3 separate regions of the Homo sapiens genome follow, and regions 1 and 2 are each linked to region 3. A link is a loop called in an ENCODE intact Hi-C map of the cell type or tissue named here. Cell type or tissue: heart left ventricle. All regions are shown on one strand.

What was found. Peaks named below come from ENCODE experiments on the same cell type or tissue, not always from the same donor. Only the 100,000 strongest peaks of a DNase experiment are listed, where the experiment ranks them.
Region 1: a loop joins it to region 3, with 4 times the contacts of the local background. A loop is called at or near these places in 5 of 110 quality-filtered maps.
Region 2: it touches region 3 in a loop (6-fold over the local background); 7 of 110 quality-filtered maps call a loop at or near these places.

Annotation. Positions count from the first base shown.
Region 1 is chr2:217,327,796-217,335,795 of GRCh38, forward strand. All of the region lies in intron 4 of DIRC3-AS1 (DIRC3 antisense RNA 1), which reads left to right. DIRC3 (disrupted in renal carcinoma 3) reads right to left here. Exons shown (of 13, transcript NR_186301.1): 9 at 202-357. Among named protein-coding and RNA genes, the nearest start is that of DIRC3-AS1, 49 kb to the left of the region's middle. RefSeq lists enhancers at 3,891-4,185, 6,569-7,281. In heart left ventricle, no CTCF peak of the experiment used is centred here; no DNase peak of the experiment used is centred here; H3K27ac peaks cover 2,493 bases.
Region 2 is chr2:217,378,617-217,386,616 of GRCh38, forward strand. The region is part of intron 8 of DIRC3 (disrupted in renal carcinoma 3); the gene reads right to left. Among named protein-coding and RNA genes, the nearest start is that of DIRC3-AS1, 100 kb to the left of the region's middle. In heart left ventricle, no CTCF peak of the experiment used is centred here; no DNase peak of the experiment used is centred here; H3K27ac peaks cover 3,123 bases.
Region 3 is chr2:217,431,375-217,439,374 of GRCh38, forward strand. DIRC3 (disrupted in renal carcinoma 3) reads right to left here. Exons shown (of 13, transcript NR_186301.1): 4 at 2,574-2,742; 5 at 1,549-1,647. Among named protein-coding and RNA genes, the nearest start is that of DIRC3-AS1, 150 kb to the left of the region's middle. In heart left ventricle, a CTCF peak has its summit at 3,106; DNase peaks (open chromatin) are centred at 2,947 and 6,187; H3K4me3 peaks cover 576 bases; H3K27ac peaks cover 5,416 bases.

The sequences.
Region 1 (8,000 bases), 100 kb before region 3:
TTCTCAGCAGGTGCTGAGCAGGAAGACTGACTGCCATTTGTATTAGTCAAGGTTCTCCATAGAAACAGAACAAAAGGAGGGATGGGAAAAGGTAGGGAGAGAGAGATTTTAAGGAACTCCCCATGCAACTGTGCCAGTTGGCAAGTCTGAAATCTGTAGAATAAGTCAGCAGGCTGAACATGCAGGCAAGAGTTACATTACCTTCTTGACTCCGAATTCCACAGGGCAGGCCAGCAGGCGGGAAACTCAAGCAGAATTTCTACATTGCAGGCTTGAGGTAAAATTTTCTTCTTCCAGAAACCTCACTCTTTGTTCTTCAGGCCTTCAAAGGATTGGATGAGACTTACCCACATTAACCTGCATTATTTGAGTAAAGGAATCTGCTTTAGTCAAAGTCTACTGATTTAAATGTTAATCACACCCACAAATACATTCATAGCCACATCCACAGTGGGGTTTGACCAAACAACTAGGCATCATAACCTAACCAAGTTGACACATAAAATTAACCATGACACCATTGTTGTTCGCTCATTAATCTCTCCCAGAAAGAAATATAATTTTCCATCTGGAAACCTATTAGAACTGGGAAGTTAAAATCTCTACAGCCCAATGTGCTACAGGCTTCAGATCCCCTGGGAAAGTTGCAGCCTGGGGTGGGGAAGGAAACATATCAGCTAACATTCAGTTGAATATTTTAATACCACTCTTAGAGTCATAAATCCCAATATGCCTTAGCCCTAAAGCAGATCCCTTAAAGAGACAGAGTAATTCTTAAGGTTTTGGTAATTCAAAATCTATTTTAAATATACAAAAGGAGCTCTTTAATGGGCCCCAAGGTGAATCTTTTCATAAAATAATAAATTAAGTGGGGTTTTTTCCAGTTCGAGGAAACACTCATGTATTTCTAACATCCTACACTAAAATGCCTTGACTTGAATAGCTGTGCATGTGCATGGACATGCATTTATTCATTTCTGTTTTTTCTTAACAGACAAAGAGATGGAATAATTTTATTCAGGTCTGATACACCAGTGTATGCCTGAGCATGTATATGTATATATAACCAGTAACATCTCAGTTATTGGTATGACGGGAAACATTTCTTTCCATGAACATAATTTGTTGGTTATATCAAGACAATCATTCCCACATTTAAATAGTGAAATTGTCCAGGAAAGAAGACTCCATGGTACACAACAGATTCTTAACCAGAAATCTTTAATTTAATAACCAGTTAATTTGTTGTAGAATCCACATGCTTTGACAAGGAGTCCATACAAATAAACCTCTGACAAATCTAAGCTGAATTAATCAGCAGGAAGAAAAGAAAATGCTTTCCTGTAAACTTCGCCCTGATGAAAAAGAGAGGGTGTCAGAAGTCCATGACAAAACCCAGGCACATCCAAAATAAGTTTGATTATAAAAGCAAGAACTCCTTTCTGGTTTTGTACGATGACTGGGGGAGGGTTGGCAAGAACAGGATAAATTATTCAGGTTTAAGAGACAGTGATAAAAATGTAAATGCAATCCTGTCACGGAATCTTTGCACCAGCTGAATAAATTCAAACTAGAAGCTGAATCAGCATCTCGCCTCTGATTAAAACCAATTGAAAGCACAAAGACAGGAAGAAGAAAACCTCATAAGTTCTTTGGAAATGGCAGATAAATTGATCAAGCATAACTGCAACATTAAGATGAAACAGTTTTACTAATATTGACCACAGGCCAAGGGGCCCTGCCAGCTCTCTTCAAATGGTAGCACTTGTAATCAAAGAACTAGGTCTTATTTAAGCTCAAAAGTGATTATTACTTCATTAATTATGGTCATGCCCCTATTCTTTCATTGTGACCACATTTCATCTTTTCCCAAAAGCAGTCCATTAGCCTCATTTCATCTTTAATGGGTAATATGTTCCTTTCTGAGCATGCTTTCTGTGTGCATAGATTCAAGCTGCTGAACAACAGCTCTACATCCCAAGCCGGTGCCCAACATTGGCCCTATACTTGCTTGACACTATGGTCAGAGAGCACAACAAAATAAAAAAAATTTTTTTTCATATCTATTCGAGACAGATCAAGAGATAACATACGAACATGAACAAATGTATTTTTCTTCAACAGCTCAGGGATTAAAAGCTGGGGCTCGGTATCCAGGCTCCCTGGGTTCAAAGACAGGCATGCACCTCACAAGAAGTCAGGGGCTGGGCAGCCTTTCTTCTCTCTAACACAGGGATAACAACAGGGTTTGTGGCAAGGATTTAATTAATGGAAAGAGCCTGGGATGTGTCTGGCACATAATAAGTGCTCAATAAATGTTAGTTCTTATTAACATTGTGTTTACATTAAACATATGCCACTGTCACCGGTAGAGGGTTGTGACTTCAACTTGTCCAGGTTCTTGGCATTTTAAACAAAGAACTGGACAAAATGCCCAGCAAAGCAAAGAAAGAATGAAGCAACAAAAGAACGAAAGCAGGGATTTATCGAAAACGAAAGTACACTCCACAGTGTGGAAGCGGACCCATGCAGTGGCTCAAGGGCCCAGACACAGAAATCTTCTTGGGTCCAAATACCCCCTAGAAGTTTCCCATTGGCCACTTCATGCTCACCTGAAGTAAATGAAGCGGTAGCCGGCAATCACTCTGATTGGCTGCAGAAAGCAGCCAACCAGAGACTGAAATGAAGTTACAAAGGTCACACTCCTGTGCAAACATCCGATTGGTTGCAAAAAACAACCAATCAGAGGCTAAGGTGAAGTTACAAAGTTATATTTCTATGCGAAAAAAGACTAGACCTGCAATCAGTCTGATTTGTGGTGGACAGCCAATTTCTCATCTGCCCGGCAGAAAAGGTCAAAGGGAGTAGCCTCTGGTCCTTTTGTTACTTAGGCGTGGAAAGTTAGGGTTTTCAAGTTAGTTCTAGGAAGTCAGCGTGAAACAGCCTTAGGTTCCCTGCCTCCAGACACTGTTCTCCTGCCTCATCACCCACTTAGGAGTTAGACAATTCGGTTGAGTGCTTAAGGAAAAAGTCACCAGGCAGTCCATCCAGCCACCCCTGCGCATCTACTCAACAGCGCGGCCTGGTGTGTCCACTTATACGCACACACAGAATGCCATAAGAAGTGGACTGCTGTGCACAGTCTCTCCCGATTTGGCTATAAGCCCTTAGGATTCATTTCAACGTCATAGTGTAGTGAAAATTATAGAATTCTATCAATATCAGGTAATAAAGTTGCTTAATGAGCCTATTCACAAATATCCGCTGAGTAGTCCCCATATGCCCAGAACTATGCCATGCATGAAAGGGCACAAAAGATCTGGAAAAGGCTGTAAAGCCTTCCAGATGTTAACAACTATTTAGGGAGAAAAAGGCTTATCCTGAATTACTAAAAGATTTAGCTAGTATGTGAATTATGTCATTATAGACAGTGATACAATAAAGCAACATAGCATAATGTGCTATTCACAGGTCTAGAACTTTCTGAAAAGGAGAATGAGAGGTGAGGAAGCTCTCGAGGGGCCCATGTGTTGGGGGTGGTGGATATGTACACACACACACACACACACACACACACACACTCACCCTGTCCTGCCACCATTAGGTAAAGTTTCCTGCCACTCCTTGCACATCCGTCATTACCAAAGAGATATTAAACTAGACAACTGTAAAAAAATAACACCTTCAGTGGCAAAACTGCCTTATGCAGAGATGTGGATGATTTGTTACCTACTTCATCGTTGCATGTGGCTCAGGGGAGTTTTCTCAGCGATTAGCAGGGGCACTGGCAGAAGACAATAGGCCTAGGAACTTCCCTGGCTGCCCTCACCATTGCACCAACCCCAAACCCCCCTGAGGACATCTTGCAGACCAGTAACCTGCTAACTCTCATTCCTCTCATTCCTTTCTTGCTGTTTTTCCTGGCTAGCTCCAGAGCCAGCAGAAGAAGGTCAACGTCACTCTTAAACTATGTCAAACAGTGTTGTAGTTCAGGAGTGGAGGTGAACTGTTTACACATGGTCTTTGTTTCCTCTAGCCAGGATTTCATTGCTGATCCTGCCCTCTAAGGTCATACCAGAGGGCACAGAATGGGCCTCCCAGCCTACATGCTGCTGTGACTGTCTGTCTGAGGGAAGGATCAGATTTAGGCCTGGACATGTTGCTTTTGTTGTTGTTGTTATTGTTGTTTAAACCAATTTATTGGCAAGTCAGTGACATAAGGGCTTCAGGGAAGTTCCTACATATCTTCCTCCTCCATCACTCCTCAGCAGTCCTCTTTGCCTCTTCAATCAGCTTGTCCTCTTTGCCTCTTCAGTCAGCTTGTCCTCTTTGCCTCTTTAATCAGCTTGTCCTCTTTGCCTAAACATTTCTGCTTTAGAAGGGCAAACTGTCCAGCTGATTCTTGAGCCACAGTTTTCAATTACAATGTGTGATGGGGTGCTTCCTTCTTTTGTGTGAAATTCCTATTGTGAGTGACCTCCCCTTTGAATGAATTAGGTCACAAACTGTAATGGCCCTTTTTTTTCTGGTACTGCAAGCCCATTTATTTTTATTTTAAGAGACAGGGACTTGCTCTGTTACCCAGGCTGGAATTCAGTGATGTGATCATAGCTCACTGCAGCCTCCAACTCCTGGGCTCAATCAATCCTCCTTTCTCAGGCTCCCAAGTATATAAAACTACAGGTGTGTGGGTATTTTTTTAAAAAATTATTTGTAGAGACAGGGTCTTGCTATGTTGCCCAGGTGGGTCTCAAACTCCTGGCCTCAAGAGATCTTCTCACCTCAGCCTCCCAAAGTGCCAGGATTACAGACATGAGACACCGTGCCCCGCCCTGAAAGCCCATTTTGAACCCAAGGCACTGTGTTGGAAATTGGATGAAGATTTTTAAAAAATAAGTCACATGTAGTTCTTGCTTTCATATTGATAACAATTTAGTATTGCTATGAAGTTGAGCAGGAAGTGAAGGCAAAAATATTGATATTCTTGTCAAGCACATCCATGTGAAGAGACCACCAACAGGCTTTGTGTGAGCAACAAGGCTGTTTATTTCACTCGGGTGCAAGTGGGCTGAGTCCGAAAAGAGAGTCCGTGAAGGAGTGGGGAAGGGATTGCTTTATAGGAGTTGGGTGGGTAATGGAAAATTACAGTAAAAGGTGGTTATCTATTGCTGGCGGAGGAGGGGGGTCACAAGGCACATGGTGCGGAGATCATAAAAGACTCATTGTCCAGAAGAAGAATGTCATGAGGTCGATCGATTGATCAGTTGGGGCAGGGCAGGAACAAGTCATAATGGAATGTCTTAAGGTTGGTCAATCAGTTAAGACAGGAGCTGGCTGTTTCACTTCTTTTGTTGTTTTCGATTGCCTCAGGCCATTTGGATGCATACGTGCAGGCTTGGGCTCAGAGGCCTGACAATTCTAATATAAGGCGGAAGCCCAGATGAATAATACAGGAAAAGTTCTGGAAAGTTGTAGGCACAGGGAATAGCAGGAGCTAAATATTGAGGATGGAGAGGCCAGGTTGTTTGCAGGCCAGTGAGCAGATCATCTGGTGGAATTGTATGGTCACAGGCCATCCAAAAGCCCTTTCTGAGATGAAGCAGAGAACTTCAGAGAACAGCTGCCAACTGTCTTGCTCTTAGAACTTCAAAACTTGCCCTCTCTTGCATACCACATCCAATTTGGAGCCTACTTCCTATTAGTTTATTGAAATGCAAAATGCATACTAAAACCCTTAGCAGTAGTCTCAGACATTGAGCCCTTGTGGTTTTTAAAATCAGAGAATCATTACTTGGGAGTGGGAGATGCATGAACTATTTGCTCCTGGAAAGTGACATACTGAGGTTACTTGGCAGATGAGTCTCACACAGAATAGCCTGCTTGCTTTTGCCAATTTGTTAATATTAAAAACTGGAAAACTATGTAACTACTAAAAATATCAAGTAGAATGGGCTCCTTTAAAAACCTAGGAGCACTGGACTCTTCAAACAAAGGCCAAATAATTGTTTGTAAAAAGAATCCTGTGAAAGAGACACTGTGCTAGGTGGGCAAGTGGATCACCCTCCCATGTTTCAAATCATGCTGTGGCCCAGAAAACTATATTCCATAATATGAATGACAGGAATGAAGAGAAGAAGCAAGGCAAGAAAGGGAAGAGGTGAATAGTTACTGGAGAACAGAGGGAGGAAGCAAGGAAGAATGCAAAAGAAAGAAGAAATTGCACTTGCAGCATGTGGATCAGTATTTGGAAACTGTTCAATCAGATTAATTCCAAATTCTAGGACTATATATCATGAATCTCTCTCTCTCTTTTTTTTTTTTTTTTTTTTTTTTTTTTGAGACAGAATCTTGCTATGTTGCCCAGGCTAGAGTGCAGTGGTGCTACCTCAGCTCCCTGCAAATTCTGCCTCCCAGGTTCAAGCGATTCTCCTATCTCAGCCTCCCAAGTAGCTGGGATTACAGGCATGCGCCACCACCATGCCCAGCTAATTTTTGTATGTTTAGTAGAGACGAGGTTTCACCATGTTGGCCAGGCTGTTCTCAAACTCCTGACCTCAGGTGATCTGCCTGCCTCGGCATCCCAAATTGCTGGGATTACAGGCGTGAGCCACCACACCCGGCCTGTATTATGAATCTCTTAAGTGAGCTCTTTAGCTTAGGGACAAAAGTATATACATTTTCATTTTGATCATGAATGTTATGAGAGATTAAATTGGACTACCTACCTGGTTAGAAGGAGGAGGTTGGGGTCAGGTTTGGGATGAGTGTATATCACCAGTGATTTCCAAATACTACAACATAGTGATCCCTTGCTGGGGCTCTGGGTTGCAGTGTCTGGTATCATTACTCCACCCTGCATTTAAGCATGGGCTTGGAACCATGTGGAGGGAACAAAAGATCTGGAAGGATTCTGCCTTTTTACACCAAATGGCTTTGTGATCTTTCCCTTTGTAATGAAAACCAAACCAGTCAGATTAAAACTATCAGCCCATTGAATGAGATAATCTATGTGAAGTAAACAGAAGTCACTGTGTCCTAGCAAGGTATCATTATGCAAATGGAGGTATAATGCAAGGTTCCTAACACCAGTGGTCTGAATGTGCTCCAGGGTCTCTGTCATCTTTAAACACATGTTCCCTTACATGTGGATATGTAGGGTAGATACAAACTGAGAATGGAAAATTTCCCAGACCCTAAGATCTAGGCAAGTACAGTGTGGTCAGTGGAAATTAGATGTAGATGCAAGAGTGAAAAATAAAAGATTCTGAATTCTGCTTTACAGAATTTGGAGCTGTTCTGGGGCTTTCACTGAAAGGAGAGAGGTGGCTGGGTTGTAATTCCTAGCATGCATCATTCAGTACGAGGGAGGTTGTGCTTCGGTGACAGTCCTGTCCTCCCAAATATCAGTGGCCTAAAACAAAGATTTATTTCTCACTTGTACTATACATCCCTTGTGGCTTGGCTGTAGGTTTTGTGCTGTATCACCCTCACTGAAGGATCTAGCCCAATGAGGCAGTCCCTGCCTGGTCATTATCGGCAAAAGGAAAGAGATCTTTGAATGGTTTTGTACCAGCAATTTAATATGATAGTATGGTAGTAACACGCATCACTTTTACTCACAACTCATTGGCCAACACTAGTTATCTGGTACCAGCTCAGTCTGAAGAAGGCGAGCAAGAAATGCAGTCCCACCGTGAACCCAGAAGGCAGAAAGCCAGAAATATCTAATCAACTGCATTCATAACAACCACATGACACATCATTGTATTTGAATAAAATTGCACTGGTCTACCTGGGTAAAAGGTATGTGAATGCTCAGATGCTATGGCTGAGTCTGCCATGGCCTTTGTTATTTATTTTAATGACATTGATAATTACTTTATTGATAGTATGATCATTAATTTTAATGACATTAGGTAGTCATTAACTTTTTCTAAAGCCATTCAGGAACACTGTAACAACTAGAGGCCACAGGGCAACTTCTTTAGTACAGGAGTGAA
Region 2 (8,000 bases), 53 kb before region 3:
ATTCAGGACATAGGCATGGGCAAGGACTTCACGTCTAAAACACCAAAAGCAACGGCAACAAAAGCCAAAATTGAGAAATGGGATCTAATTAAACTAAAGAGCTTCTGCACAGCAAAAGAAACTACCATCAGAGTGAACAGGCAACCTACACAATGGGAGAAAATTTTTGCAATCTACCCATCAGACAAATGGCTAATATCCAGAATCTACAAAAAACTTAAACAAATTTACAAGACAAAATCAAACAACCCCATCAAAAAATGGGCAAAGGATATGAACAGACACTTATCAAAAGAAGACATTTATGCAGCCAACAGACATATGAAAAAATGCTCATCATCACTGGCCGTCAGAGAAATGCAAACCAAAACCACAATGAGATACCATCTCACACCAGTTAGAATGGCGATCATTAAAAAGTCAGGAAACAACAGGTGCTGGAGAGCATGTGGAGAAATAGGAACACTTTTACACTGTTGGTGGGACTGTAAACTAGTTCAACCATTGTGGAAGACAGTGTGGCAATTCCTCAAGGATCTGGAACTAGAAATACCATTCGACCCAGCCATCCCAATACTGGGTATATACCCAAAGGATTATAAATCATGCTGCTATAAAGACACATGCAAATGTATGTTTATTGTGGCACTATTCACAATAGCAAAGACTTGGAACCAACCCAAATGTCCATCAATGATAGACTGGATTAAGAAAATGTGGCACATATAGACCATGGAATACTATACAGCCACAAAAAAGGATGAATTCATGTCCTTTGTAGGTACATGGATGAAGCTGGAAACCATCATTCTGAGCAAACTATCGCAAGGACAGAAAACCAAACACTGCATGTTCTGACTCATTGGTGGGAACTGAACAATGAGAACACTTGGACACAGGTTGGGAAACACCACACACCGGGGCCTGTCATGGGGGTGAGGGGAGCAGGGAGGGATAGCCTGAGGAGAAATACCTAACGTAAATGATGAGTTAATGGGTGCAGCACACCAACATGGCACTTGTATGCATATGTAACAAACCTGCACGTTGGCACGTGTACCCTAAAACTTAAAGTATAATTTAAAAAAAAAAGAAAAAGTGGTCACCTAGTGCCACTCTGAGAAACTGAAATTTAAATTGACATTGGCTAAATCAGAAGATGAATATCAAGGGAGAGAACATTCCAGGTGGAGGGAATTGTAACAGAACATTCCCAAGATGTTAAAAAGCTCTGTCTCTTTGGGAGTACAAGGCCTCACTTAAGGCCAATCTGGCTGAACAGCTATCCCATTCTTTACACAACCAGAGGAGGAGGTTAGGCATATGGCTATTCTTCCATAACCACCTGCCAGGTGGCATATTGCCATGGAAGCAAGCTTCGGACCAAATTCCACTAGATGCCCACACATTTATCAGTGAGCCTACAGAAAGACCGTCCTACCACCTGCTCTGTCCTTTGGCGCACCCCGCAAGTACCTTGCCTGAAATGTGAACTTTGAGGTAAAGGCAAAAATATTCCAACACCAAGATTTATTATCAGGGTCCTCTGCTTAGCAAAGGCACGCAAGGCCAAATGGAGTCGTAGGCTAAGGAGGCAACTCAGAAAGTCCTGGATTGCTGGGCTTGCCAGGTTCTTGTACTTTATTTATGCAAAGGCGGAGGGGTTACACAACCTTTCAGCTATATATCTTTTATTTCATCAATGAAAAGTTATTTGTAACATCACTTATACTAATTAATATACCTTCTAAAGCATATTCAGAAATTGATATTTAAAGTACATGCTGAGGCCATTTCTGAAGCATGGATCCTTTATTAGGGCAACTTAAGTATAACCCAGCTGCCCCTAGATTGTACACGGAAACTAACCTGCACACTCAGATAACATCACACCGTTTAAACGAAAGCACAGTAAAGTTAATTACAGACAATGAAACAGAGGGGATGAAAGATGCCAGTGCTGCTGGAGTTTCACTGGTAAAGATGAGAGTAGACTGACACGAGGCTGCAGAAGTGAGAAGGGGGTGAGTCTCATAGGCCATCTTAAGGGATGTGCGTCTCATTCAAACTGCATTGCAGGACTTTGAACAGGAGGTAACATAATCTGATCATGCTCACTGCTTTGTGAAGAATGGATGATAAGGAGGGAACGTGACACTAGGTCATTGAAAGTGTTGGAGTTACTGGCATCAACCCATCATGGTGGTAGTACAGATGGAGAGAAATGGAGACAGATGAGCTGTGTTTTGAAGATAGAAACTGAGGAATTGTGTCAGTCTGTTTTGTGTCACTATAAAGGAATATGTGAGGCTGAGTAATTTATAAAGACAAAAGGTTTATTTTGTCTCACAGTTCTGCAGACTGTACAAGCTTGGCACCTGAATCTGCTTGGCTTCTGATGAGGCCTCAGGGAGCTTCCAATCATGGCCAAAGGTGAGGAGGAAGCCGGCGCATCACATGGTGAGAGACGGAGCCAGGAGGGAGGAGGTGTTGCCAGGTTCCTTCCAAACAACCAGCTCTCACGTGAACTAACAGAGCAAGTACTCACTCATCACTGAGGGGATGACAACAAGCCATTCATGAGGGATTCACCCCCATGATCCAACACCTCCCACCAGACCCCACCTCCAGTGCTGGAGATCACATGTCAACATGAAATTTGTTGGGGACATACATCCAAACCATATCAGGAATGAAACTGGATGATTCTGGAATGGTGGCAAGGGAGAGGTTGGAATCAAGGATGCCTCCCTGGTTTGTAGCTGATGTAGCTTGCCAGAGAATGGTTTATTTTACTAAGATGGGAGAGGCATAAGCAAGAAAAAGATTTGGTGGTGAAGTGGAAAAAGTGAAGTCAAAAAGGTTTCGTTTTATACTTTTTAATTTTGTGACACAAAAGCAAGGAACACATGCTTGTCTTATTTATCTATGTATCCACCTGCATGGCCTTGACTGGTGCTTAGTACATGTCTGAGTAATTAGAATAGGCATGCTATTCTTTTGTCACTTATATTAATGTTTAACACCTCTCCCTGTGCCTTCCGCTTTTTCTCCCTCTCCCTACTCCCCTTTCTCTTAACATATATAAAATAGCAGTTCATTTTCAGATGGTGGTTCAAATCATCAAAGATAAGGTAAACCAACAATATAATACATTTTAGACAGAATTAAACGTTCTGTAAGGCTTGAGTTGCAAGGGTGTCACCAACAAGAAATTAGAAATCAAACGAGCTCAAGTAAATGCAGTTTGGAGTCTGGATGAAAGAATGCATCCCAAGAAATCCCATGTCTCTGAGATGGATAAATAGCCTTCCATTCCAATTGAAGATCTATTAATGCATTTCCTTCTCGCAATGCAAGTGATGCCATTGCAAATGCTATCATTCCTGTGGGTAGATGTGGCTATAATTTTCTCATCTGTAAAAGGAAGGAATTACAGTGGATTATCCCAAAGACTTGAAAGTTCCCTGTCAGATCCTTCTCATCTTCTAGAGTTATATGGAAATGCCTTTTGGGGATCAGGAACACAACAGCTCCAGCTGTGGCAATCTCTCTGGTAGAGCCCCCATAGAATACACTGAAGGGCACCATCTGTGTAAATATAACACAAGTTGGGGGGAAGCATTAAAATATCTCTATCTATCTATCTATCTATCTATCTATCTATCTATCTATCTATCTATCATTCCTACAGAGAAAGGAAAGCCCTTCTTGCTATCATCTGGAAAAATATTATTCTCCCTTTTCTTTATTTCTTTATATCACACAAGGAAAGAGATAATAGTACTCTGTGGCTTACTACGTTTTGGAAGCACAGTTTAAGAATTTTCAAGCAAGAAAGTTCTACTGAAAGGCTCAAAAGTAAATTAAAATTTAAAAAGTATTCATGCTATGTCTCATAACTTACCAACAAACCTTCCAGGACTGTTCACATATTAAATTGTATATAGTACCTTTTTCCTGGGAAGGGAAATAGATATAAGTCCATAACCAGAGAGAAAACTTTACTGTGAACACAGGATGCATATTTATGAAGTCCAGAACATTTTACAAAACATGTCATTATAGTCTCCTATTCAATCATGAATCTATCCATGGTTATAATTGAGTCCAATTTGGCCCTGAGCCTCCTGGTAGCCAAAGCAAAACAAAGCACAAAATCAGCTACAAAATACTCATTATGATGAAGAAGGATGCATACCATTTTGAAAGGACAACAATAAAATATTTTGTTTAAATATCATGAGGCTGCAGGGAGCAGAGAATGATCTGGTAACAGTAACTAACTCCTCCGCTGCAGAGGCAGTGACATTTCATGTGGTTTGTTCTTCACTGAAAGTCAAGGGCATCACGTTAAAGTACAATTCAGTGAAGGACTAGAGCAAAACAGACCTTGAGAGGTGCAGCTGGAACCAAAGATAAAAGCAAATCTAGAATGCACTGTCTGATATGAGGCCGTGAACCACATAAAACTGGAAACGTTAGTCATCCAAATTGAGATAGACTGTGGGCATAAAACGCTCACCAGATTTTAAAGTTTTTGTGCCATAACAATGAAAATAAGGGAAGAATATCTCAACATGTTTTATATTAATTATGTGTTGAAATGATAATATTTTGGATGTTGGGCTAAATAAAATATATTACTAAAATGAATTCCACTTGATTATTTCCCATTTTTAAATGTGGCTCTTAAAAATTTTTTAATTACATATGTGGCTCACAGTTGTGTCTTGCATTATATTACCGTTGGATAGTGCCAGCTCTGGAGGAGTGAGCACTTGCCACTTCACATTGGACTTGCTGCTTTCTCTCCTTGCCCATCATTCTCCCCATCTATGAACTGAAGGACCCTAATACCCATCTCCAAGAGTTAAGTGGGCTGGCTTGTGGAAATTGCCAAATACAGCATATGGCTCAGCCGTCTTCCTTTGCTACTTCTCTGCCCCGAAGCCTACCTTTGGGGCTGAAAGTGGGAAAATATTCTGACTCCTGCAACAGTCCTGCCATGAGATTTCCCTGTGACCCTCCACTCCCTGAGGTCCACGACTGTTTCTGTGCCTTGAGGAAGTGCAGTATTATGTGATTTCAGTGTCTCAAGACAGATAACCCTGACCCCCTGGAATAACCAGCAGGATGACGGGGGTTGGGAGGGAGGCTGTTTATAGAAGACAGGGGTCAAACACTGCTCAAGGACTTTGTTTAAAATTCTTTTTTAACCACATAGCTCTATGTTTGGGTTTGCTTCTCTCATTAAATAAATATCTGGAGAGTCTTCATGGATCACCCCAGATACGTATGGCCAAGGTTTTTAAGATAATGAGTCACACTCTTGGGTTACGCTTAGTGGATTCCCAAGTTGGGGCATCTAAGGATGGTCAAGAGGGGTCAGTGAGGGATGGGGTGAAGTTCTTCCCAACAAGGCCAAGAGAAGGAGACCCTTTTAGAGTTATGTGCAAGATCCCTGCTCACCAGCAAATTGGATAAATTTCTTATGGAGTCAGTTCAGGTCAGCGAGAAGGCACAGGGAAGAGAATGACCAAGACCTTATGATATGAGAGAAGAGAATTTAAGGGAACAAGAACATCTTGTTAACTTGAAGTTTGCCCAAGACTCAACTTCGTGTTTGAATGAACATGTGCCAATTATTTCAGATTAGCACAAAAACAATAAATTTGTGTTTTGTTTTAACAAAATATATTGAAAAGCTGAGGACATATTTGGAGTTCTAAATTTGGTATTTGTAGTTCTAAATTTGGTCCTTGGCAAATTTAAGTCACTTTCAACTCAAACTTTCCTTAAGGGAGAATCAGAGATAGAGGAAACAGTAAATAAAAAAAAAATACTTGGGGTAAAAGAACTTTTTTAAGTTAATAAACTTTATTTTTTGAGTAGTTATAAGTTTACATAGAAGTTGAGCAGAAAGTACAGAGAGTTCCCATATACTCCCTCCCTTCCACACACATACAGTTTACCCTATTTTTAACATCTTTGCATTAGTGAGATCGATACATTTGTTACAACTGATGTACTAATATTGATACATTATTATTAGCTAATGTCCATAGATTACATTAGACTTCACTTTATTGTGCAGTTCTATGGGTTTTGATAAAGGTATGATGTGATGTATCTACCATTACAATAGCATGCAGAATAGTTTCACTGCCCTAAAAATCCTCTGTGCTCTAACTATTCATCCCTCCCTCCCACCAGCCTCTGGCAACCATTGATCTTTTTCCAGAATGTCATATATTGGAATAAGTCAGGATGTAGCTTTTCAGACATGTTTAACAATACACATTTAGGGTTTCTCCATGAGGATTTAAAAAAATTAGGAAAATAACACCTTTCTGTAGAGATGGGGAGAATAAGAACAAATAAAAGGCAAATTTTAGGCTGAGCTATTGTCTCTGGCTCGTAGTATCTGAGAAATGGAAAGGACAAACTCACCCTGGAGGAGAAGAGCCTAGGACAAGAGGAATGATGCTGTGTGAAGTGGAAGGGCAGGCACAATCACACAGGCACCTTGGGAGGATGGGGCTGGTGGCAAGGGAGGAGGAACCTTGAGTTTATTCACAAAAACTGACTTGATGACTGAACCATAAAATAAAGTGAAGTTTTGCCCATTTTCTCTACAGAAGACAATATAACCCAGTTTTCCAAAAGGAGTGTAGGTGAGATTTCTCCTGGAAACAGGAATATAATATAATACCATTTAGATCTATTACTCTATTGTTTTTTTCTTTAGTTTAATTCAATTCCTAATTCTTGACTCAAGAGTATAACTTTTCCCTTCAATGGGTCAAGCTTGCTATTTTTTTTTTCTAGATAGTTTTTTTCTCCATTCCCATCTTTTTTTTTTCTAGAACCACATATTCCAGTTCATTTCATTACGGGATCCTTACTGCAATACAGGGGAGTTTGTGCTTAAGAAAAAAAAGACCCCAAAAAAGCACCATTCTGGAGAAAGCCTCACACTCTATGTGGTATTTGACTATGTGTTCTAATGACATATGCTCATATCTCCTCTGAAAAACACTCAGGGAGCCACGGAGAAGAGGGGCAAAGCATTTTTCCAGCTTGAACCCTTTGGAGTGGTGTCCGAGTTGGAGGAAAAGGCCAGCCATCCTGCTAAATGCACCAGTGAAAGAAAATATTCTGGCAATGTGAGATGGAAAAAATAGAACCTACCAGAATGACTCTTAGGAAGAGTACTATAAATGCTTAGAGGGAAAATGAAGTCACTTAGGGACAAGGAGGTGAGACCCTCCTTCCCCCAAAGGTTAAGCTTAACTAACCCCGGATATTTGATAACCAAGGAAGATGAGTCCATTTGACTCAAGGTCTTTTGATTCTTGAATGCAGTAGGCAAATTTGGGGCCAGGAATTACCAAGGACAATAGAAAACGGACTGAGTGTCCCACCCAAGGGTCTTTCTCCTTTTCTTTTTCTCCTATATCACTCAGCTTTCTCTACAAATTCACTCTGAACAAGCATTTGAAGGAGCGTTCAGAGTATCAGATTATTTATTTTCCTGGCATTCTCTAGTGTTTCTCTGGCCCCCGGTAAAGTCAAGTGTCCATATCAAGATGCATCTCTCTGAAAGGCAATGCTGCCCAGTGTGGGTGGCAGCAGCCTGAAGTCAACAGGTTTGCTTATTCTAGTTCCTCTGTTTGGAATTTTTCTCTTTCTTCCCTCTATAGCTGCCTATCTAAACTCTTTCTGTAAGGTCCAGCCCAAATGCGTCTCCTTCATAAGCCTTACCTGGGATTAATTTATTCTTCCTTTGTAGATTCATAATTACTTAGAGGTAAAAATAAGGAAAGTATCATGAGACTCTATAACAAGGCACAATGTGATGCCTCTCACTAGAATGTTAGTTCTGGACATCAGCCATGTCTTCTTTCCTATCTTTGTGTAGGACTCATACTGGGTATCGCAGTTCACACAGAAAAGGTACTAGATAATTTTGTTTGTTTGTTTTGTTTTTACTATCT
Region 3 (8,000 bases):
GAGATAGGGTGTTGATAGGTTCACCCATCACCTAACAGCAGAGCAAGGAGAAGATAAGATGGGATGCCAAGCACAAGAATAGATTTCTGAAGGGTCCCAGGGCCCATGAAGAGGGGCCAGACCCACACAGATCCCTACAGTAACTTAGGAGCTGGCACAAGGCAGTGAATTTAAGGGCAGTTGGTCCTTCACTCTAGGTATGTCCCTTTATGGTTTGGCAGCCAGGTATATGCCAGCTTTTCAGGGGCAGGCATTGAAAGCTGCTGTGGGAAGCACAGCTGGCAGACCCTCCAGATTCTCGAAATTTCACCACTGTCCCTGGTATGTTGGCTAGGCCTGCCTCAGTCCTTTCCCTCTTACTGACTCTCAAGAAAGGGATGCCAACCCGTCTGCTTTGTCTGGGAGACTTCCGCTGTTTCTGAGAAATACTGGCTATTGAGAATACCTTCCGGTCTCTGGTCCTCCCCAGTTCAATCAGCCACAGACAGGGCACTTGTTTCCTCCTTGCACCTTAAGGGACAATCCACCCACCTGCCTCCTCACTCCTCGCTCGCAATGCTTACTCAGCCTAGGCTGGAGCCCACCTGAAATGGGGAGGGCCAGGACAACTCTCTTCAGAAGTAAGGGGTGTGGGCGACTTTGTAATGTCTGAGGCTTTGGGTTTCTGAAAATGTCACTGTGTTTTTGCTGAGTCATGGCCAGTTTTCCTGATCTCCATTTTTCCTCTTACTGCTTTTGCCCCTTTTGTCTGGTCCTCATTCCTTAGAACTCAGATATCACAAAATGTCTCCTGGGAATAGATGTACTGAGGCACTGCTACCCTCTTTCTCTCTCTCTCCCTATCTCTCTCTCTCTCACACACCCCCACAGATACACACACACACACACAGAGGAAACCTCATGAAATCTACAGGAAAAAGTATTAGTTTGGTGCAAAAGTAATTTGCGATTTTTGCCATTCCTTTCAATGGCAAAAAACACCATTACTTTTGCACCAACCTAATATTTGGCATTCAATTACTTCTCAAGCAACTGATTGCCTAATCTCTTTTCCTTTAAAAAAATTTATGTTCTACCTGTATAAAACAATATATAGTTTTGTTTTTTAAATTATTCAAGCTGGAAAGTACAAAAAAGTTTAAAAAATCACTCCAGTATTCCATCATTAAGACCACTCTTGTTACTTTTACGTAAGAATTGTTCCTGTGATCTCTCAATGTATACTGATAGGCATAACTTTCTAAAAATGAGATCTTACTGCTGTTTACTTTTTAAAATCAAAAGTATTAAGTTTGCCTGAATTTAGACTAAGAAAAAGATTATTAGGAACCTTTAAAAAATCCTAATATAAAAAATGTCACTTTAACACATGAAATATTCATTCCTAAAAGGATTCTTTTTGTTTGGGGTAGGGGGAGGAGTTGCAAAACTTTAAGATATGGGAACCACGACATTTTTTAACTCATTAGACCCTGGCTTTTAGGGCCATGGCTTGTATTTTACACTTGTTTAGAAGCTATGTTCTTCAAAAATAAAATTAGAACTCACCAGGTGTTTTAATTATTCTTTACACTCCTGCTTCAACACTTTTGCATCGTGCTTCCTATCTACGTAACACGAAGAATCCCCCTCCACTGGGACAACCATCTAGAAAGGGGGAAGAGAAGGAGAGGTTAAGGAAGAGACTGAGAGGATCAGATATCTAGAGAAAATCCATTTGAAGCAAGGTAGACTGGCTTTCTGCCTAATTCCCCCTTTCTCTTAGCAATAACAGTTTCATAATTAGCTTTAGCCAGATTTCTAGATAATTAATCCTCCCACCACAACCTGCCCTACACCATTGTGACTTGGAAAAAAAATTAACCCCATTTTAATGGTACTGATCTACTTACATATGTTCTTATAAAACTGCTTTAAAAATGCAGTATAAGTAAGTGTAATGCTTAGAAAGCTGTGGGGCATGTCTCAGTATCAAAGCATTACTGAATTCAAAACAGCATGGGTATACCGGTATTCCAACCTGTACTCACATCTCTTCTAACATTTTAGGATGTGCCATAGCATATGTCAAGGTTGCTTATTAAACTTTCAATCTTCTCCTGTTCTTTGGCATCCCAAACTCCCTGACCCCTCATACTTCCTACCCCAGGAGAACTTGCCCTTCCATCCACAGCATTTTATCCCGCCATCTTGGTCCCTCAATCTTCCCCCCTCCTTTTCTCCCCTTCCAGTGTGCTCCTCAGTAGTCATGAGCCTGGGCGCTTGCAGCTCCCGCTCAGGAATGCGCTTGCCTTGCTTTCGTCCTTTCTCTTATCAGAGAGGAGTGGGGAAGAGAGAAGATGAGCAAATATGCCATAAGAGGGGAAAGGCAGGGTCTGTCACCTCCACTTTGCTGATGATTGATGTCATGTTGCACTGGCTTTGTGGCTGGGCCCTTGTGAAAGGTGTGAATAGTGGTGGGGTGGGGGACAGATTGTTTGAAACCATCTCTCTCCGGTTGGTTTTGTTGGTTTCTCTACTCCTAGAAGCAGAGGAAAAAGAGGGGGAAGTTAAATATGTGGTGATGGTACTACCTTTTAATCAGTGTCTCCAAATATCCTTCAGAGCAGATTTTCTCAGCATCGGCCAGCATGAAACGAGGGTCTTTTTAAAGATCATTTTCTTTCTTGGATCAAAGTTTCTTTGTTTGTGATTCTGAGTTCCGTTCCTGTGTGTCTCTGTGGTAGGGCCTTGAATAGAGGACTAGAAGGAGAAGAATAAGAAGAAAAGTGTATATCAGGTGCTTTTAAAAAAATCAATTCAAACGAAAATTGCAGAAGGGTGCCTGGACAGCTAGGCTGACAGTGACCAGAGCTGGAGAGAGAGGCTCTGCCTGGTAACAGAGCTCTGATTGGCCAGACCTGTGCAAGGACTAGGCCTATAGGGACGGCTCTGAGCTGTGCTTCTGCAGGCAGCTGAACTTGGCAGGCACAAGCAAGCCCTGCAAAGACACGCTCAAAACAATCCAGAGTACAGACAGCTGCTGGCGTGAAGAAGCTGTGAGTACTGACAGCACTTGGGGTTGTGAGCCTGCCACTTAACTCTACAGCCTACTGCCTCTGCCTCTTGTGGTTAGATTTCTGTCTTCCAGATGATTAACTCTTTGAGACATGGTCTTACCAACAGTGGTAACACAGGCAGGGAGTGTCTTTGAAAAACAACTGGCCAGGGAGTCAGGGGTCTAGGTCTATACCAGGCATTAAATACTGTATGTATTAGCATGAACAGGGGTGTCTGCTTGACACTGTGGTACAAGCTCCACACCACCAATCCCTCATACAGCCCAAGAAGATAGAAACAGTTACGATCCCATTTTCCAGAGAAGAGAACAGAATCAGGCCCTGCACACACAGTCTGCAACTATTTGGGGGCACATGTGGACTCTCAACCATCTTCCGGTCGACAGCAGTTCAGTGTCAACTGGAAGACAGGCTGCTCTAAGGCAACGATGTCTTCTGGCCAATTTTGGGCTGAAATTGAAGTATTAGGTAGAGCCAATTGTTCCTATTATTAAAAATAAAACCCTGGGAGAAAAGATTGAAAAACGAATATTTTTTAGTGAGGAATTAATAGATATTTGTATTCACAAACTGAGTACTTAAATGCAGTTTAAAATGAAGGGACTGGCCAGTTGTGGTGGCTCATACCTGTAATCCCGGCACTCTGGGACACCAAGGCGGGAGGATCACCTGAGGCCAGAAGTTCAAGACCAGCCTGGCCAACATGGTGAAACCCCGTCTCTACTAAAAATACAAAAATTAGCCTGGCATGGTGACGTGTGCCTGTAGTCCCAGCAACTCAGGAGGTTGAGGCAGGAGAATTGCTTGAACCTGGGAGGCAGATGTTGCAGTGAGCTGAGATCATGCCACTGCACTCCAGCCTGGGCGACAGAGCGAGGCTCCATCTCAGGAAAAAAAAAAAAAAAAAAAAGGAAGGGATTGTATCTATATGCAAGAAAATATACAGTTCAAAAACATATTGTTTACTGGAAACAAATTGCAAAACAATTCATGCAGTGTATTATTCAGCCAAAATTTTACAACTACAAAGCAATACCATCTATTATCTGATATATAAAATCTGTAATGAGCTAATAAAAACATGGACCGGAATAGTATATATCAAATTACTGACAGTGGTCATCGCTGGAGAGAAAGAAGCAAGACTAGGATGGAGAGGAGGAACAAAATGGTTTTCAATTTTAACTGTGAGATATACTATCTGAAGCCTAAGTGACAAAAAGTGAACATTTTAAATATGAGCAGGGGATATGTGTATCATATTATTCTTCTGCTTTTTCTGAATTAGAAAAAAATAGGAGGGTCTTTCCCGGGGGCATCTTCATTGTGCCATCCTGCTCATGTGATGGGAAGAAATTCATCCCTGGCGTTATTGCTCCTAGGAACATCCTGTGGGAGATGAAAGTATGTGTGCTGTTTTGAAATTAAAAGCAAAGCAGGAAAAGTCAAGAGTCCTCTTTTTCAGAGAGAAAAACTTGCAGAACCTGTGGAGTTGTTACCCCCATACTGTTGACAATCCTCACTCTTCCCTTCCCTTCTCAGCCAGAAAGCAGCCTTTATTATTTATTATTTTTATTTTTTGTACAGGGCTCCCAGCCAGCCTCAAGGGTCTATGTATGCTAGTGTGATTGCTGTGTTTTTCTAACCACTTCAAAGGTCATGTTCACTTATCTGTGAAAACAAGTTCTCATTCCTTGCACCCTATTTGCCTTCATGTCTCAGGAAATAGGGACGGGCAAATCACTTGCCAGGTGGGAAGAAAATAAAGGAATGTTGTACACACACCCTACTCTGAAGACCAGAGCGGAAAGGGAACCTATCTGTGTATCCCAAGGGGGCTGTGAGCAGGAGAGAAAGACAGAAATACAGCAGAGAGATGTGACTTACATGTCCTAATCTCCCCACTCCCGAGGTGAACCCCAAGATCAGAAGGAGGCATAGTGAACATTTCCAACTAGATATGGAAGGAACCTGAGAATATTTGGAGGAGGAGACCAGCGACACTGTTTCCCAAACACAGCTTAGGGGAGACTGGGAGCATCTTGGAAGAGCCCCACACAGAGCCATGTTCAGCATGGCCTGAGTGAGGGCGGAAACTTTAGCGGTGGAGCAGGAAAGTGACCAGCTAGGCAAGCCTCCAGCAGCACTGCTTGCACTCCATGGCCTGCCCGGGCTGAACAGTGGACCTAAGAATTCATAAGTGCTCCAGAGAGGGACAAGGAGGGACTAAGAGGGCCCTGAGTTAAGAAAAAGACATCACATTGCCCCCAAATGCCACTGGGGACCAGTGGTGCAGAGTGAATCAATCGGTGACTGTGATACACAGTTTAGTTTGTCCTCTGTCATAAGAATAAATATCAGATATCATAATCAGGGAAAGCACAAAGAAGAGAGAGCTTTTGAGAGCTGTTTACCTAGAATTTAAATTCTTCATGTTCACTTTAGTACCTCTTTAAATGCTCAATTCCTGCGAAAACATGTATTGTAACCCAGTGCTATCACTCTAAAAGCTGTGGTAGAAGGTGTGGAGTTTTAAGTATGGAAGAGGGTATGTGCTAAATAGAAAAGGTAAATAGAAAGCTTTTTAAAAATCTGGGTAAATGCACACACATATCCACATGCAGGATGCACAAATGAACCCTATGAGGGCTCTGACACTAAGAAACTGGCAGTACCTGGACTACAGATTCAGCAGGAACAAGTCCACAAACTGAGCAGGCAGTTAATGAGCTTAGCACCCATCATCCCTGGCTCAGAGTATGGCCCTGGAATTCTTTGTTGCAATAAAATATAAAATAGAACCTGAAAAGAAGCTTGGCTATGAGCAAGTAAGGCTTCCTTCATTTGCCTGGTCCCACAGGCTCTCTGTTGCAGTGGCGGCAAACCCACCCAGATGGGTTGTGCTCTGCAACTTCAAGCAGCCCTATCACCAGTGAGGGTGGTGGCAATGCTCCAGGCCCCTTGGGGCAGGGGAGGTAAGACAGCATGCCATCTGATGCTGCCCCCCTTGCTGACCTGGGCAGCGGGCACATTCCTCAGTTCCCTCTGACCCATGGGCTGTCCTGAACTGAACTCTGCTCAGCTCCATCCCCTCTGCTCGCCTGCTCCCTGCAGAGTGAGCCCGCCCCTTGCTGGCTAGGCTTTCCCTGCCTTATTTGGTTTAAATTACTTTTTTGAACTTTGGTCTCATTATTTTTGGACCATCATTTGGTCTGGAAGATTTTCTTTCCACGGGTTCCTTCTGTTCTTCCTTTTCACCCTCTTGAATGTGCTTCCCAAGGCCTCTTTTTGCAGTTTCTTTTGGGTGGTTTTTATTACCTTCATGCATCTAATCTGAGTAGGGAGAAGCTCCAAGATCATTGTTATCTTCCCGCTTGGAATCCTGCTTGTTTGGTTGTTATGGGAGCTCCTCCATTTAAAGGGCTGGGGAACTCTGCTTCTCCAGGAGCTCGTGACCCAGCTCCCAGAATGGCCTTTTCCAACACAACATGAGAAACCAGCTTCAGCGGCAACCCTGCAGGGCCACAACCCATCCTCACTCTCGGAAACAAACCCATAGATCTGGGGCCGCCCCTCTAGGCACACACCTAAAGATACCATGGCACTATTTCTTTCTCTCCTCTTATAGCAAGAGTTTGATTTTGTAGTTGAACTGGTTTGGATGGTTCAGGCTGCAAGTAACAGAATATATCTCAACTGGCTTGAGCAATTAAGAAAACATTATCTCCTATAACAAAAGTCTATGGGTAGGACAATTCTGAGGCTGGTGAATTCAAAGCTCACAGACATCAACAAGGCCCTGGTTCTTTCTGTCCTCCTGCTCTAGCACCCTCATGTATGGGCTCGTCCTTGGGTTAGCTAATCTACTGGTGAAACGTGACTACCATAGTCTTACCCATTGCTATGGTCTGAGTGTTCGTGTCCCCCGCAAGTTTCTATGTCGAAACCTAACCACTAATGTGATCATATTAAAAGGTGGGGCCTTTGGGAAGTGATTTGGTCATGAGGGTGGAGCCTTCATGGTTGGGATTAGTGCCTTTAAAAAAGAGGTCCCAGAGACCTGTCTTGCCCCTTCCACCATGTGAGGACACAGTGAGAAGCACCATCTATGAACTGGGAAGCAGGCTCTCACCAGACATTGAATCTGCCAGTGCCGTGATCGTGGACTTCCTAGATTCCAGAACTGTGAGAAATAAATTTCTGTTTTTTATAAGCTTCTTAGTTTATGGTATTTTGTTATAGAAGCCCAAAAGACCAAGACACCCAGACACCACAACATCCAACAGAAAAGAGAGCTCATCTATTCGCACATGAATACACCTTTCATGGAAACCCTTCCATGGGATAAGGCCTTCTCTCACATCTTATTGCCCGTGCCCAAACCAATTCCTATCAAGAAGAACAGGACCACTATTGACTCGGATCAACCATAAATAAAGTTCTGGAGTTGAAGAGGGGCTCCATCTTTCCAGAAGTTCATAACTTCACAGAGGAAGGCAAAGGCCTGAACCCATCAGTAGGCCTTTTAAAAGAGAGGAAAGGGGGAGTGTGTTGATAGGTAGACTCACAGCTCTGTCTGCTACCCTGTAAGAGAAAATCCAGATTTCTGCCACAAAGTTTCTGTTCCTGTATTTCTGATTCACCCTACTTCTCTCCAGTAACTCTGATGTTTTTTGTTTTCTAATGTCTCTATATTTTTTATGTCTCCTGAGGAGGCAGAATATTATAACAATTAAGTACTTGAATTTAGAGTTAATTAATCCTGGATTTGAGGCCTAGCTCTACCATTTACTAGCTGGGAGCTTTTTCAAGTTACCTTATCTCTCTGGATTTTTGTTTTCTCACTCAGAATAGCAAATAATAATAGCAACCACTTATATAGAGATTACTATATACCAATCAGTCTCCTAAGTCTTTGCATATATCAACAGATTTAAGCTG